2 separate regions of the Homo sapiens genome follow, and region 1 is linked to region 2. Evidence: chromatin contacts called from ENCODE Hi-C or POLR2A ChIA-PET data. All regions are on one chromosome and are shown on one strand. Each heading gives the region's core, a stretch centred on a gene start or an enhancer-like site at or near the end of the contact. The rest is flanking DNA. Distances are from core to core; before and after follow the strand shown. Region 1 holds the start of POP7 (POP7 ribonuclease P/MRP subunit). Region 2 holds the start of TFR2 (transferrin receptor 2).

Evidence for each region. Hi-C counts contacts between places; a loop is a spot of excess contacts on that map. ChIA-PET counts read pairs that join two places held with the same protein, here RNA polymerase II (POLR2A). Pooled maps may share reads with other maps.
Region 1: a loop to region 2 is called in a pooled map, with 2.2 times the contacts of the local background. The contact joins the promoter of POP7 here to the promoter of TFR2 in region 2. A Hi-C loop is called at or near these places in 20 of 168 maps with a recorded cell type or tissue (B cell, CD4-positive, alpha-beta T cell, CD4-positive, alpha-beta memory T cell and 15 more), 24 of 37 single-sample maps with no recorded cell type and 28 of 50 pooled maps. POLR2A ChIA-PET finds 5 or more read pairs at or near these places in 34 of 52 experiments (A549, A673, B cell and 27 more).

Annotation. Positions count from the first base shown.
Region 1 is chr7:100,703,816-100,709,815 of GRCh38, reverse strand. POP7 (POP7 ribonuclease P/MRP subunit) reads right to left here and starts at 3,695. Exons shown (of 2, transcript NM_005837.3): 1 at 3,512-3,695; 2 at 2,330-2,995. The coding sequence starts at 2,985. The coding sequence ends at 2,563. RefSeq lists an enhancer at 4,087-4,356.
Region 2 is chr7:100,637,815-100,643,854 of GRCh38, reverse strand. TFR2 (transferrin receptor 2) reads left to right here and starts at 2,303. Exons shown (of 18, transcript NM_003227.4): 1 at 2,303-2,378; 2 at 2,627-2,879; 3 at 2,983-3,169. The coding sequence starts at 2,346. It overlaps ACTL6B (actin like 6B), which reads left to right. Exons shown (of 14, transcript NM_016188.5): 14 at 529-758. The coding sequence ends at 609.

The sequences.
Region 1 (6,000 bases), core at 2,446-4,945, 65 kb before region 2:
CTCACTGCAACCTCCCCCTCCTGGGCTCAGGTCATCCTCCCACCTCAGCCTCCCAAGTAGCTGGGACCACAGTTTTGTGCCACCATGCCCAGATAACTTTTTATATTTTTTGTAGAGATGGGATTTCGCCATGTTGCCTAGGCTGGTCTCGAACTCCTGCGCTCAAGAGACTGACCTGCCTCGGCCTCCCAAAGTGCTGGGATTATAGGCGTGAGCCACCACACCCAGCCTTATTTTTTTTGTTGTTGTTTTTGTTTTTTGAGACGGACTCGCTCTGTCGCCCAGGCTGGAGTGCAGTGGCACAATCTCGGCTCTCTGCAACCTCCGCCTCCCTGGTTCAAGCGATTCTCCTGCCTCAGCCTCTAGAGTAGCTGGAACTACAGGCATGTGCCACCACGCCTGGCTAATTTTTTGTATTTTTAGTAGAGACAGGGTTTCACCATGTTAGCCAGGATGGTCTTGATCTCTGGACCTCGTGATCTGCCCGCCTCAGCCTCCCAAAGTGCTGGGATTACAGGCGTGAGCCACCGCGCCTGGCTTTTTCTTTTTTTAAGAAGCTGTGACCCACAAATGGGTCACAACCCGCTTTGATAAACATTGCTTTAGTTGACTTTAGTTTGATAAATATGAAAAATCAGGTCATCCCACAAATATCCAAACAGAAAGTATTACCTGTGTGCCCAGTAATTATTTGGAGTGAGGGGTTCCTTCGCCACTGGAGCAGCCCAGTGAGAAGGGTCTGAAGGCCGGGCGCAGTGGCTCATGCCTGTAATCCCAGCACTTTGGGTGGCCAAGGCAGGCAGAACGCTTCAGGTCAGAAGTTTGAGACCAGCCTGGCTGACATGGTGAAACCCCTTCTCTACTAAAAATACAAAAAATTGCAGGGCATGGTGATGGATGCCTATAGTCCCGGCTACTCAGGAGGCTGAGGCAGAAGAATCCCTTGAACCCAGGAGGCAGAGGTTGCAGTGAGCTGAGATCGCACCACTGCACTCCAGCCTGGATGACAGAGTGAAGCTGTCTCAAAAAAAAAAAAAAAAAAAAAAAAGGGTCTGAAGGGCTCTGCACCTGAAAGCCCGGGTATCATCTAGGTAGGCCCTGCAGGTCCAGGAATTAAATGAAGCCACTTGTCAGTCCCTACCATGGAGCCTGACACTAAGAAGGTCCTGAAGTCTTAGTTTGCTTCCTTTTTTTTTTTTTTTTTTTTTTTGAGATACGGTCTTGCTGTGTCAGCAAGGCTGGAGGAGTGTAGTGCGGTGATCACAGCTCACTGCAGCCTTGAACTCCTGGGCTCAAGCGATCCTCCTGCCTCAGCTAACGAGGTAGCTGGGATTATAGGTGCAAACCACTACACCCATCTAGTTTTCAAAAATTTTTTGCATTTGGGAGGCCAAGGCGGGCAGATCACTTGAGGTCAGGAGTTCGAGAACAGCCTGGCCAACATGGTGTTTCCACTAAAAAAATACAAAAATAATTAGCTGGGCGTGGTGGCACTCACCTGTAATTCCAGCTACTGGGGAGGATGAAGCAGGAGAATCACTTGAACCCAGGAGCCGAACGTTGCAGTGAGCCAAGATGGCACCACTGTACTCCAGCCTGGGTGACAGAGCAAGACTTCATCTCAGAAAAAAAAAAAAAGTGGTTTTTTTGCATAGACTAGGTCTCAGTATGTCATCTAGATTGGAGTGCAGGTGGCATGATCATAACTCACTGCACCTTCAAACTCCCAGGCTCAAGCACTCTTTCCGCCTCAGCCTCCGCCAGTAGCTCAGACTACAGGCTGGAGCCACTGCACCCAACTAGAAGACGAAAATCTTTAAAACAAACATTGGGGCTGGGCACGGTGGCTCACGCCTGTAATCCTAGCACTTTGGGAGGCCGAGATGGGTGGATCACAAGGTCAGGAGATCGAGAACATCCCTGCTAACACGCTGAAACCCTGTCTCTACTAAAAATACAAAAAAATTAGCCAGGGTGTGGTGGCAGGCACCTGTAGTCCCAGCTACTCAGGAGGCTGAGGCAGGAGAATGGCGTGAACTCAGGAGGTGGAGCTTGCAGTGAGCCAAGATTGCACCACTGCACTCCAGCCTGGGTGACAGAGTGAGACTCTGTCTCAAAAAACAAACAAACAAACAAACATTGGGATGACTGGGTTTCTGCACTGTACTGTTTTGTTACACTGCTCATAGCATAATCTATGCTCTCTATAGAGGCAAGAAACACTTGGGTTCCCCTTTCACCTAGATACCTGTAGCGTTTCCTACCATCCCTATTCAGGCACACACAGAATTTACACAGGAAAGAATCAGTGGCAGTGGGATGGCAGGACACTAGTGCAACAGGATTTTTTATTTATATGGCAATAGTTACAGACCGCATACACACACTCAGGAAGGCCCACTAACTGGGCCCACCAAGAGACAATTACCCCCACCCTCAATGCAGAGTCCTTTGGGCTTCCAGGGAACAGGCCTTTTCTTACATGGCTCTGGTCCGAGGTCCAGTACTCAGCATGCGAAGAGCCATATCACGGAGGGGATAAGTGGAGGAGTGTCTTTTCAATTACTTGGGTGTGACCCTGAAGACTCGGATGTGGATGGCTGAGTTGTTGCGGATCCGAGTCAGTGGCTCCCGTGTGTCGGTCTCTGGCTCCAGCTCATCAACAAGCTCCACGGTGGAGGTATTGGCAGCCACCTGCAAGGACCCGAAGCTGCCCGCCTGCAGCTGCAGCGCGATGTTGATGGCGCGGTTGATGGCCAGGCCCAAGCCGTGAATGTAGATCTCAGAGCACGCGTTCTGACCCCGGGCCCCTCCGTCCAGCAGCTTCTGGCAGCGGGCCAGCTGGGCCTTAAAGTCCGTCTTCATGTTGACATAAATGTCATTGGGTCTCCGGGGCAGGCGGCTGGGAAGCCTTTTCCTAAGGGTGTATTCCACTGGATCCAGTTCAGCCTCCACAGCACCGCGGGGCTCTCGGTTTTCTGCCATGCTGTGTGCCCTGGCGTGGGAAAGGGACGCGATCAGAGGGCTCAGAGGGACCTCGAAGCCTTTCCTACCCCTTTTCCTGTACAAAGGGTGCACCTGGCCGGGCAGTGGCTCACGCCTGTAACCTCAGCACTTTGGAAGGTCGAGGCGGGAGGATCACTGGAGCCCGGGTGTTTGAGATCAGCCTGGGCAACATAGCAAGACCCTGTCTTAAGAAAAATTTTTTTAATTACCCGGGCCGAGGGGGGAGGATCGCTTGAGATCGGGAGTTCGAGGCTACAGTGAGCCGTGATCGCGCCCGCCACTGCACTCTAGCTTGGGAAACAGAGCAAGCCTCTGTCTCAAACAAAAACAAAAACAAAAATAAAGGGTGCACCCGAGAAGGGACACACTCGATGTCCCTGTTTCCTTCCGGCCCCTCGTCCTCTCCCACTCACCTCCAGATCCCGCGTCTCCCCACCCCCCGTTCCGATTCATTCATCGCGTCGCCCTCAAACTCGCGCCCCTCCGCCGCCCCTCCCGTGCTTACTCTCTTCGTTCCACAGGGCCCTCCAGGCGCGCGAGGCCCGCTCCCCGCCAGGCCACTCAAGGGTTCGCCGGCCAGCCCAAGTAACCGCGACCCCAGGTCCCAGAGAAAGAAGGATGTGGGTGCAAGCAGCCAGCCAGCTCGTGGGCGCCCTGCCCGCGCCGGGGTCCTGAACGGGCTGCGGAGTGCGCACGCGCGCCCGTACCCCGCGAGCTATGAATCGCCTTCCCGGCTTCCGTTCGCCCCGCCCCTTCCCTGAGCGCAAGGGCGACTGCGCGAGGCGTTTGAGAAACGCGAGACTTCCGGGCGTGACGGGATCTACACGTGTACGCCTCGGGAACTGGCGGGCGGCCGAGGGCGGGAACCAGGTCCGAGCCGGGGAGGAGCTAGAAAGGGCCGGGTCGGCGTCTCTAGGCCTGGCGGAGTTCCCGGCCGGCGGAGGGGTAGCGTAGGGAAGACACCTGGAGGGGAGGCTGTTCTAGGGGCAGGGTTCTTCCCCATGGGAGCAGGGAAGGGGCCGAGTTCAGGAGACCGCGGTCGCCAAGGGGCCTGAACTCCGCGTCCGTCGCAGCTCCTCTGGTCAGAAGAGGCCTGGGCAGGGCTGGCAGAACTGACCCCCTAGTCTAATGTCCCTGTGGCCCGAGGACCGAGGGGGAACTGAGGGACATAGCCGGTCCCCACCTCGCTGGAGGACAGCGTCCCGGGACTCCCCTGCAGTTCACGGGAAGCTGTCCGCCTCCTGTCTGTGCTGGGGACCCACGCTGTGAGCCCTAAGCCCAGGCTTCACGGGTCCCCAAGGAACGCTGACCCACCCACGCCCCTCAACCATCTCCCACCAGCTCTGCAGCAGGCGACCCCGGATCAGGGACTTGCCGCCCCCTGGCGGGCAAGGTGGGGAGGACGCGCGCCGGATTCGTGGCTCTCAGGCCAGTGGAGTGGGGGCTCTGCCCAGATGGGCATAGTTTCTGCAGAGTTCCCTTCTGAAATGAGTAGGACCTGCTGCACTGGGGACCTTGAACTACTCTGTTTGCCCAGCATTCAAATGGGGATGTTCACAACAGCTCCACCATATTGCACATGCATTTTATTGAATGGCTAGCTGTATAGCTTCTGTCTACAAACTTGCATGCATTTATTTTTGAGACAGGGTCTCTGTGGCCCAGGCTGGACTGCAGTGGTGTGATCTCAGCTCACTACAACCTCTGCCTACCGGGTTCAAACGATTCTTGTGCCTCAGCCTCTTGAGTAGCTGGAATTACAGGCGCACGCCACCGCACCCGGCCAGTTTATTTCATTTTTTTGAGACAGGGCCTTACTCTGTCACCCAGGCTGGAGTGCAGTGGCGTTAACACGGCTCACTGCAGCCCTGAACTCCTGGGCTCAAGCAATTCTCCCGCCCCAGCCACCTGAACAGCTTGGACTACGGGCATGCACTAGCATATAAAGTTGTATTTTAGAAGTTAATCCTTGGTATTGAAATTTTCGATATGTTGGCCGGGCGCGGTGGCTCACGCCTGTAATCCCAGCACTTTGGGAGGCTGAGACGAGCGGATCACGAGGTCAGGAGATCGAGACCATCCTGGCTAACACGGTGAAACCCCGCCTCTACTAAAAATACAAAAAATTAGCCGGGCATGGTGGCAGGCGCCTGTAGTCCCAGCTACTCGGGAGGCTGAGGCAGGAGAATGGCGTGAACCCACGAGGCGGAGCTTGCAGAGAGCCAAGATCGCGCCACTGCACTCCAGCCTGGGGGACAGAGCCAGACTCCATCTCAAAAAAAAAAAAAAAGAAATTTTCGAAATGTTCACATAATTGTTGGGAGCGATTCATTCCTCCTCACATGATGTGCCTCCTCTCTCCCATATCCTGTTAATTGTAGCAGTTGCGGGCATTTGCGATGACAGGATATACGGATGGTGCCACACTTGACCTTGAGTACTGGAATGCTCTGAGGTCAAGCATATGCCACAGTGCTTGAGACTGTGGGCATCACCTGTAGTGTCTTTTTCTCCAACTCCTGTCTCCTTGGTCCTAGGGAGGTCTGGCTCTAATTGCTAGTTTCCAGAGATTCATTCCTTTTTTTTTTTTTGAGACGGAGTCTCGCTCCGTTGCCCAGGCTGGAGTGCAGAGGCACGATCTCAGCTTACCGCAACCTCTGCCTCTGAGGTTAAAGCGATTCTCCTGCCTCAGCCTCCTGAGTAGCTGGGATTACAGGTGTGCACCACCACGCCCGGCTAATTTTTGTATTTTCAGTAGAGATGGGGTTTCACCATGTTGGCCAGGCTGGTCTCAAACTCCTGATCTCAAGTGATCCTCCTACCTTGGCCTCCTAAAGTGCTGGGATGACAGGCTTGAGCTATTGTGCCCAGCCTCATTTTTAAGCTTTGGATCACAGGAAGAAGCAACAAGAAACTATACCCAACTCAAAACATTTTAGGAGAATCATAAAATTGGTCCATTTAGAAGGTAGAGTTGGGTCCATTAAGTTATTG
Region 2 (6,040 bases), core at 1,054-3,553:
CACTCTGAGATGCTCATTGCAGGAACCCTCAAGGGGCAAGTTGTAATGCCGAAGGCTGCAGATGGGGTGCCACAGTGTTGGAATGGTGAGGTGGAGGGAATATCTTCCTTGGGAAAGAGGGAGACTGGCGGTGTTCCAAAGCCCTGATGGAGTGAGAAGAGGACACCTGGTGGGGAAGGACTGTGTGTGTGTAGGGGGTGTTGAGTGCCAGGTGCAGGTTGCCTGGCCTGGGGCTGTGCGTGCCATCCCCCCAGCTCAGGAACAGGGCCTAGCTCAGGGCAGAGACTGCTGTTCAATAATACTTGTTGAATGAATGAATTATTGATTGAATGATATGAAGAGGATACTCTCCCTCTGAATATGAAAGGGGACAGACCGAGGAGGGGAGGATGAGGTGGGGAGGGGCTTCAGAGGGATGTGAACCCAAGGGGTGGTTGGGGCCTGTTGGAGGATTCCCAGGGGCTGCACCTGCCTGTCCACACCTCCCTCCAAGGCCACCCTGACCCTGATATTACCCCCTCCACCCAGGGCACTTTCCAGCAGATGTGGATCTCCAAGCAGGAATATGAGGAGGGCGGGAAGCAGTGCGTGGAGCGAAAGTGCCCCTGATGGCACTCCTCCCCACACACCTGCTCCCAAGCTCAGATGGAAGTCCCTTAACCCCCATGCCACATTGCCCCCCTCCTCCTTTCCCTCTTGTCCTCATTAATGGTGATGTTTCTGGGTTGAAAGAAGTAAAAATGTTTTAAGAAAAAAAAGTTTGGCCTCCGTGGGGTGGGGAGTGGGCACAGGGGTCTGGAGGGAGGTGAGGGGAGGGAGTCTCACTTCTACACCCATGCCGATCCCACAGTGGGTGCTGGGACACAGCCCCAGGGGCCATGGATTCCTCAGGTTTCCTAGGGGTTGTGACCCAGGGAGGGCCACATGACGAGGACCGGGGGTTGGGGGAGTTGCTGGGGGCTAACAGTTGTGGTGGGAGGTGGGAGGGGCTGCAGGGTGCAGTGGAGGGGCACGGCCTGGGGTGAGTGTGGCAGGAGGTGGGTGGAGCAGGAGGTGAAGCCTGGATGGGCGGAACAGGAGGTGGGGCCTGGTGGGCGGGGCCTCAGCGTAGGCCTTAGGTCTCAGGGGAGCAGCACGCCTGAGCACCCCAGGACCTGCGCTCAGGTGAGATGCGCTATGCCTTCCTTCCTGGGGCTCTTGGTGGTGACAGACATGGGGCGGGGACTAGGGCGCTGGTGCATCCCAGCAGCTCGGAACTTCTCTGGACCTGAGTAGGAGCTGATGTTTCCCAGGGGAAACCCGAAAGGGAAACTTGGTGGGACCCTGAGCCCTCCTCTTCAGAGCTACTTGTCTTGGGGCCCTCGGAAGGGTTTGGGGACCTGCGCCCCCTGCCTGTTTAGCAGTTTATGCCTGTGACATGTTTCTGGGGTGAGGCTAACTGGCCTTTCATCAGCCTCAGAACCCAAAGAGGTAGAAACCCATGTGATCCAAGTCCTTCGGTGACCAAACGGGCCGGTGCCCAGGGAGGACCATGACTTGTCCAGGGTCACCCAGCTCTGCCCACACCTTGGCGGGGACTCTGATCACTCCTCCCCACTGACCCACATATCCCTGACCCCAGGACCCCTATCTGGGAGCTCTCGCTGGTCTCATCTGACCATGTGCTCCCACCTGTGCCCCTCCTTCTCCAGCAGCCAGCAGGAGTCTGAGAACGACCTTTCAAAAGAGACACACATGCACACCACCAGACCAGACCCCCAAGTCACACCACTGTGGTGCCTCCAGCTTAGAATGCCACTGGGGCAAGTGTCAGGACAGGGAGGACAGCTGATATGTCACAGGACCGGGGCACTGGGGGACTCTGAAGGCCAGATGAGGAAGGGGCAGATGTCTTAGGGGTGAATCTTCCACCTGGGCATGGCGGGGCTTAGGAAGGGGTCCCCAGGATCCAGGGAGGGGTAAAAGCAGGAGAGGGGAGGGGGCACCCATGTCTCTGCCCTCCCCCACTATCGGCCCCCTTCCCCCACCCCTGATGGGAACTAGGAGGCCAAAGTCCGCCCCAAGGTCAAAAAATTGATTGTTTTGCAGGGAGGAGGCAGGCGTGGGGCTGTGGAGAGATTGGCAGGGGAGAGCACAGCCCCTTGTGCTCTGGCCTGGACCCGGGGGCCACGTCTGGAAGGCTGGACTGAGGCCAGGACTGTGCCCCCACCCTTGGGGGTGGTGAGGAGCAGCCTTGGTTCAGGCTGCCTGCCAGGACTGATAAGGGGCCCTCCTAGGGCTCCCACAAACGGTTTATCGGTTTATCGCTGGGGGACAGCCTGCAGGCTTCAGGAGGGGACACAAGCATGGAGCGGCTTTGGGGTCTATTCCAGAGAGCGGTAAGACTAGTGGGATTGGGAAGACCCCTTAGGCCTTCTCTCTAAGTCCCTCAGCCCCCTCCCAAGCCCCTGAGGCTGGCCCCTCCTGGACCGTGTCCTGACCTCGCTTCTTCCCACCCCTGCCCCTCCCCCACGCCCCCACCACCATGCTCATTTGACACCCCCAAGTCACTGACCTCATTATTGCCAGATGCCTCCCCACCCCCCAGGCCTCTTGCCCCAATCTCATGCCCACCTCGCCTGCACAGCAACAACTGTCCCCAAGATCCTCTCAGACCGTCTACCAGCGTGTGGAAGGCCCCCGGAAAGGGCACCTGGAGGAGGAAGAGGAAGACGGGGAGGAGGGGGCGGAGACATTGGCCCACTTCTGCCCCATGGAGCTGAGGGGCCCTGAGCCCCTGGGCTCTAGACCCAGGCAGCCAAACCTCATTCCCTGGGCGGCAGCAGGACGGAGGGCTGCCCCCTACCTGGTCCTGACGGCCCTGCTGATCTTCACTGGGGGTGAGAGCCGTCCCCCTCCCCAGAAGTGAAGGGCTTGGGCTGGGGGAGATTTCTGGGGTCCAGAGGTGGGCATAAAGAGAATCCCCATCTTGCCACCCGCCAGCCTTCCTACTGGGCTACGTCGCCTTCCGAGGGTCCTGCCAGGCGTGCGGAGACTCTGTGTTGGTGGTCAGTGAGGATGTCAACTATGAGCCTGACCTGGATTTCCACCAGGGCAGACTCTACTGGAGCGACCTCCAGGCCATGTTCCTGCAGTTCCTGGGGGAGGGGCGCCTGGAGGACACCATCAGGTAGGGATGGCCCTGCCCCATCCTGTTCTCGAGTGTCCCTCCCCTCATCCGCTCAGACTGGGCCTCCCTGCCTCCTGGCCCAGGCCTCTGGTGTCTGGGTCCCCCTCCTGAGTCCTCCCATCTGCCTTCCTGGCCCCCCTGTTCAGCGGTCCTGGGAAGGATGGCAGGCATTCGGAGCTGAGGTTCCAGGGGACTGAGGCTCTGAGGGTGGCATATTTGGGAGGTGAGGGAGCTGACTGTCTGAGATCAGAGGGGTGCAGCATCCAGTATCAGACTGGACAGACCCAGAAAAGCCTTGAATGCCTCACCCAGGCGCCTAGATTTGGAGCAGGGAGCGCTGAGGGGTTCTGAGAAGCCGCATTCTAGGGAATCAGAAAACCAAGCAAGCAAGCCTGGGCAATACGATGAAACCCCGTCTCTACCAAAGAAAACACAAAAATTAGCTGGGGATGATGGCGAGTGCCTGTAGTCCCAGTTACTTGGGAGCTTGACGGGGGAGGATTGCCTGAGCCGGGGAGGCGGAGGTTGCAGTGAGCCGAGATTATGCCACTGCACTCCAGCCTGGGAGACAGAGCGAGACCCTGTTTCAAAAACAAAATAACGGCAGGGTGCGGTGGCTCAGGCCTGTAATCCCAGCACTTTGGGAGGCGGAGGCGGGCAGATCACTAGGTCAGGATATCGAGACCATCTTGGCTAACACGGTGAAACCCCGTCTGTACTAAAAACACAAAATATTAGCCGGGCATGGTGGCGGGCGCCTCTAGTCCCAGCTATTCGGGAGGCTGAGGCAGGAGAATGGCTTGAACCCAGGAGGTGGAGCATGCATTGAGCCGAGATCACGCCACTGCACTTCAGCCTGGGCAACAGAGCGAGACTCCATCTCAAAAAAAAAAAAAAAGAAAAGAAAAAAAGAAAAACAAGTAAGCAAATGCATTTGTGGGTGCAGATCCAAAAGCTAGGTCCACCCATAGCCCTCTTTTGGGACGGGAGTAATTTTTCAGTGGATTCGCCTGGGTTTTCTAAGTAGGTAATCAGCTAAGCTACAGATAGTAGGAGATGGAGATTCTCTTTTCCAATGCTTATACCTTCTACGTTTTTTTTTTTTTCATTTCTCATTGCATTTGAGAGGACATGAATTTAAGGTAACCGTGGCAGTAGGTATCCTTGCCTATTTCCTGACTTTAATAGCAATGCTTTTATAATACTTTGCCATTGACAATGAACTTTGCTGTGCTCCAGACAGCTTTTTAAAATTGAATTAAGGAAGTTTCCTTTCACTCCTAGCTCACTGAGACTTTTATTGATTGATTGATTTTTTGAGACGGAGTCTCCCTCTTATCACCCAGGCTGGAGTGCAGTGGTGCAATCTTGGCTCACTGCAGCCTCCGCCTCCCAGGTTCACGCGATTCTCATGCCTCAGCCTCCTGAGTAGCTGGGATTACAGGTGTGTGCCATCACGCTTGATTAATTTTTGTATTTTTTAGTAGAGACAGGGTTTTGCCATGTTGCCCAGGTTGGTCTCCAACTCGTAAGCTCAAGCGATCTGCCAAAGCGCTTCGGCTTCCCAAAGTGCTGGGATTACAGGCATGAGCCACAGCACCCAGCCTCTTCTTTAATGTTTATATAGTAATTTGTGTTAATAGATTTCCTTATCTTCCTGAGCTCAACGCTAACCTTGATCAAGGTGTATGATTACTCTTTTGATATGTTGCTGGATTCACCTGCTGAAAGACCTTGAGTCTGTGGAATCAACAATGTTCAGGGCTTTATTTTTTTGAGATAGGGCCTCACTGTCACCCAGACAGTGCCGAGATGATAGCTCACTGCAGCCTCCAACTCCTGGACCCAAGTGATCCTCCCACCTTAGCCTTTCAAGTAGCTAGGACTACAGATGTGTGCCACTATGCCCGGCTATTTTTTTTTTTTTTACTTTTTTTGAGACAGAGTTTCACTGTTGCCCAGGCTGGAGTGCAGTGGTGCGATCTCGGCTCATGGCAACCTCCACCTCCCAGGTTCAAGCAATTCTCCTGCCTTAGCCTCCCGAGTAGCTGGGATCACAGGTGCCTGCCACCACACCCAACCAATTTTTTGTATTTTTAGTAGAGACGGGGTTTCACCATGTTGGGCAGACTGGTCTCAAACTCCTGACCTCAGATGATCCACCCACCACGGCCTCCCAAAGTGCAGGGATTACAGGCATGAGCCACCATGCCCAGCCTAATTTTTAATTTTTTTTAGTAGAAACGAGGTCTCCCTATGTTGCCCAGGATGGTCTCAAACTACTGGCCTCAAACAATCCTCCCACCTCAGCCTCCCAAAATGCTGGGATTATAGGAATGAGGTACCGCACCCAGCCTGCTCAGGGCTTTTAAATTAAATTACAGGTCAGGCATGGTGGCTCACACCTGTAATCCCAGCACTTTGGGAGGCCGAGGTGGGCAGATCATGAGGTCAGGAGATCGAGACTATCCTGGCTAACATGGTGAAACCCCGTTTCTACTAAAAACACAAAAAATTAGCTGGGCGTGGTGGCGGGCACCTATAGTCCCAGCTACTTGGGAGGCTGAGGCAGGAGAATGGCATGAACCCGGGAGGCGGAGCTTGCAGTGAACCGAGATCGCGCCACTGCACTCCAGCCTGGGCGACAGAGCAAGACTCTGTCTCAAAAAAACAAAACAAATACAAAATTAGCCGGGCGTAGTGGCGCATGCCTGTAATCCCAGCTACTCGGGAGGCTGAAGCAGGAGAATCGCTTAAACCCAGGAGGCGGAGGTTGCGGTGAGTCAACGTCGTGCCATTGCACTCCAGCCTGGGCAACAAGAGTGAAACTCCATCTCAAAAAAAAAAAAATTAAATTACATTAATTTTTTT